Linked DNA regions of Homo sapiens: region 2 is linked to region 1. Evidence: read pairs that join two places in POLR2A ChIA-PET (ENCODE). Cell type or tissue: PC-9. All regions are shown on one strand.

Region 1 (2,500 bases):
AGCCAAGTTCTGTCCCAGAAGATTTCTATAAAAGGGTCAGCTGGATTGTTGGAGCTGTCATGTAGCAATTTGGAAAGCCCTCCCTGCTAGTAACTTTGTTGGAATTATTAGCGTCACAGGCGTAATTGGGGAGCAATTGTTTCAATCTGACCCACGTCAGAATGACAGAAAATCCCATGGTACAGGAAAGGCCTTCTTAGTCATTGTTTGGTTAAGGTATATTAAGTTGTGTCTGTAGAAGCAAGGAAAAGGCAACTAAATCTAAGATAATAGAAGGTAATGAACCTAAATAATAATAAAGATAATAATAAGATAATCAACCTAATATAATAGAAGAAAAATAAGGTTGTATCACATTTTCAAATGCTAATAACTTCATACCAGTACTAAAACCTTGCATTTATAATTAATTTTACAAAATGTTAAGATATCCTATGTTAGATTTATAAATAAATTAACTATAATATAACTGACACAGGAAGTTGTTAGCATTTTTTATTAGATAGCATGGGTTGATTTTTCTCCTTTCTTTTTAAGAACACACAAATAGAGGAGAGAATATCAGAGACTCATCAGTTTACAGAGAATGATTCCCACTGAGGAAGAAGAGCCTGAAACAAAGATTTATACCATATCCTAACTATATAGTAATTGATGAAAGTATCAATTTGACATAATTTGACATGTTTTCAATCCTTCCGCCACAGAATTCCAGCTGATGCCACAGCACCTTCTGGTTATTCATTGTGCAAGCATTTCTTACTTAAACAAGCTTGGTTTCTCAGTGTTGCCATTGTTCCTCCCTTCCCGTGTCTGCCCAAAATTTAGAGACAAGTTTCACCTGAACATCTTCCAGCTAGCTCGTTTCACTTTAGAACCCAGTACACGCATGCGCATGTGCGCATGTGCATACACACACCCCAGATATTCATGCCACATCCCAAATATATTGAGTGAGATCCTTTAGAGATGGAAACTCAGTCTTCTGTTTATTTTAAATATTCCTCAAGTGACAATGATATATAATCAGAGTTGAGAAATCATTGATTTATATTTTTTCAAAGTAAAAAATTGAGGTGCAGAGAGAGAAGCAGACTTGAAGAAGATTCAGATGTAGGTAGTGGGGAGCTAAGCTTAAAACCGAGGCCTCTTTTGATCCAGAATTAAATTCTGTGTGTTCTATGGTATACCATCTTTGTAGAAATTACAGATATCATCCTGAAAAATTATTTTATTGGTCAAATAATGAAGTCAAATAGATTCATTACTAAGTGAATTAGAACTTTGAATATCCTAATGTGCATTACTACTGTTCAACTCTAGGGTGTGGAATACAGTATATCATTTCCTATACTTGTTTGACCATAGATCCATTTTGTTTTCTCCCAGAGAGTTTGTCATGGATCAATATTCTGTGGAACAGATGGTAAAAAGTACCATAGACCATTAATAACATTAGCAACAATTGATATGTGTACAGCTTTTACAGTTTATACAGAATGTTCATATTAAATTATTTTGGTTCATCATTTAAAACACTACATTAAAATGTCCAGTTTTGCTCGCTTATTTCTAAAGCAAAGATGATGATCTTGTGCCAAGTTTGTGCCTTTAAGTGTCAATGCATGTCTTAGAAGAATACATTAGTGGAGCAATCACGCCACGATTGCATAATAACAAAAAGTATCTGTGACAGATTAAATTATCAAACTCAATCAAAGCAAATACAGTCACTGTTCAAAACCATTGCTTATTATTAAAAAGAAAAATCTATAAAAATTGTAACTTTTGTTGAAAAAAAACTACTCAGAAATATGTGTGTGTACACAAAACTAGGCAATTCATGCACCAGGTATGTATTGAGTGCCTACCATTGAAAAGACACTCTGTCAGGTATTATGGGAAATACAGAACTGGAAATAGGCCACACAATGCCTGCAACATGAAAGATTCTCAATAAATGTTGAACAACTGTCTACAGGAAAAAAGTACTTCTCAATGAGCATTCTCTTTAGAAGGATGAAAACCAAAAGTTGATATAATACAAGGAAAAAGTATATAAATGTTGAGTAGAGCCGAATAGTGCCATGGGAGAAGAGAAAAAGAATAATAGCAAGAGCTATAATAGATAATATTTATGGGATGGTTGCCATAGTTCTAAGACTGTGCTCTTCAATATCTTATCCATTATCCACATGTGGCTATTGAACACTTAAAATGTAGTCATTCTAAATTGAGTTTTACTGTAAACAGAAAATGCCCATCAGGTTTCAAATACCTAATATGAAAAAATAATGTAAACTATTTTATTAGTAATTTTTGTATCGATTAAATGTTACATTGATAATATATTAGTAAATATTATTAAAATTATTTCAACCTGGTTTTCATATCTTTTAAGTTGAGCTACAAAAAAATTAAAATTACATATATGGCTCACACGTGTGGTTAGCATTACAATTTTTTTTGGAGAGCACTATGTATCTAAGAGCTTTAGCAA
Region 2 (2,500 bases), 130 kb before region 1:
AGAATACTAAGCAAAGGCAGAAGGCAGTCTGCCTTTACCAGAAGCTTCCTTACACAAAGTTTGGTGACTAAGATTAGTCAATAAAACTTTTGGAGATGTGGGTCCCCACAAATTAATTTTCTTGAGTTATAAAAAATGAAATCAGTGGTTGCTAAGCCATATGTGACTTGGTAGATGAAGACTTTCAAGTTGAGCTGAATTTGGGACAAGATACTCAGTTTCGGAGATTCACTAGAAGTTCTCTGTTTACCTTCCATTCTTAAGGTCAGAAAAAAAATCAATGTAAATGTCAAAGAGAAAGTTCTTATATAAACGGGCTCCATAATTAATCATTTCATATTTGATTTTTCTTTTGTTACAATGATTCTATTTTAGTGTCCATATATAATCAATTAACTCAAATATATAAGTTTGATTGAATCAAGGCGATAGTCGAATAGTCACTGATTAGCTTCATTTATATACAGGGATCATCTTAAGGATTTGACTCACAGTTGATGGCCCAGTATATTTGGTATTTAAGTTGTCTGACGTTGTTAGCTTTCGAACAATTCAGAGTCTTCAGTTTCTCCTTAAACAAGCGAATAGCTTCTTTTTATAGTTGTTTTTTTTCATAAAGTATAACAAAAATAAAGAATGTCTCAAGACAACATGGCCCGAATGTCTCAAAGACTATAAACTGATATTTTGAGGGGAATTAAGAACATGTACTCTCAGTGTTTCACTCTCCAATCCTGCAATGGCTTCAGAGAGAAAATATAGTAGCTTATTTCATATAACTAAAAGTGTAACACTATATGACATATAAACTGGGGTTTTGGAAGAAGAGAGTTCATAAAACTCTTTTGGGTGGTTATGAAAAATGCAATCCTATTACTGGGTATATACCCACAGGAATATAAACTGTTCTATGATAAAGACACATGCACATGTATGTTCACTGCAGCAACTACTCACATTAGCAAAGACATGGAATCAACCCAAATGCCCATCAATAATGGACTGGATAAAGAAAATGTGGTACATATACACTGTGGAATAGTATTCACCCATAAAAAAATCATGCCCTTTGCAGGAACATGGTTGGACCTGGAGGACATTATCCTTAGCAAACTAACACAGGAACAGGAAACCAGATACCACATGCTTTCACTTATAAGTGGGAGCTAAATGATGAAAACACATGGACAAATAGAGGGGAACAACACACACTGGGGCTTATTGGGGACAGGGAGGGTGGGAGGAGGGAGAGGATTAGGAAAAATAACTAATGGGTACTAAATTTAATACTGGGTGATGAAATAATCTGTACAACAAACCCCCATAACACAAATTTACCTATGTAACAAACCTGCAAATGTACCCTTGAACTTAAAAGTTAAAAAGAAAAAAGAAAACTGCAGCTCCCTGGCCCCAGAGATTCTGATTCAGCAGTAGGTACTTTAAAAAACTTTCCCAAGAGGTTCTGAGTTTGGCCAACACTATTGCAAACAATTAATACAAATATGGTTGGTGTTCTTACATATGTGCCTGTTATGAGCCATAGGTTTATTTGGCCTCCAGCATTGAGATTTAAATATTCCAAATACTGATTGGTGGATGCCTTGTCCTTTGTCTCAGGGCATGGCTCTCCTCTTCCACTTTGCTGGGTCCAGTGAAAGAACAAGCTGGCTCTGGAGCTCATGTCGCAATTTTATTTTGCTTTGTACTTGAAACCGTAGAAGACCTTTCTATCCTTTTTAACTTTAGAAAATTGTTCATTTTCACCTTGCTTTTCCTCAGGGAGCCAGTATCTGGGGAGGTGGAATCACAGCTCAGGGCAAGGAAGCACTGGCTGTCTCCCCTTTAAGGAGGGGCTGACCCATCCAGGAAAAGGGCTTTCCCACAAGTTGACCAGAAAAGTTCACAAAACCAAAACCTCTTTTTAAAGGACGAATATCTTCTGGCTCCACAAATACGGATAGTCTAAAAGATGTAACTTGTCACTAAACATGCAACAGAGAAAGGAAAACTAATAAGCAACCCAAAGAGGTTTCCTCCCGGCCTTCCCAGGACAGATGTTGTTTCTGACTAAATGATAATGAACAGTCAGCAAGCAACTCACCTATAAAATGCTGAAACCATTATCCAAGGAAGTACAAATTTCCGTGCTAAAGAAATGTGACTGTTTGCATTTCTTTATCTACAATCTCTAAGAAAACTTCCTTGGGAGCCAAATCTCTTAGTTAGCTTATACCAAACAGAAAGGTTTTACTTGTGGCAGTTAGAGAGAAAAGAGGGTTGGGGCAGCAGACAAGTAAACCAGAAACTGGATTTGCCCCAGTAGGAAAAGCCATTTGTTTTGAGAAGCAGAGATCCACAGGATATTTGCAGATATAAAATTGAAAATTTGGATTGACCTTTCTTCACATTTTCTAGAAAATCATTAGCTTAATCTCTGATATATGCAATGCTTTTTCTAATCCTTTGAGACATAGAAGAGAAAGAGCAATGCAAAACT

What was found. Peaks named below come from ENCODE experiments on the same cell type or tissue, not always from the same donor. Only the 100,000 strongest peaks of a DNase experiment are listed, where the experiment ranks them.
Region 2: POLR2A ChIA-PET joins it to region 1 with 15 read pairs; 2 of 35 experiments call an interaction of 5 or more read pairs at or near these places.

What each region holds. Positions count from the first base shown.
Region 1 is chr5:58,311,586-58,314,085 of GRCh38, forward strand. No RefSeq gene overlaps it. Among named protein-coding and RNA genes, the nearest start is that of PLK2, 150 kb to the right of the region's middle. In PC-9, no CTCF peak of the experiment used is centred here; no DNase peak of the experiment used is centred here.
Region 2 is chr5:58,179,940-58,182,439 of GRCh38, forward strand. No RefSeq gene overlaps it. Among named protein-coding and RNA genes, the nearest start is that of LINC02101, 59 kb to the left of the region's middle. In PC-9, no CTCF peak of the experiment used is centred here; no DNase peak of the experiment used is centred here; H3K27ac peaks cover 373 bases.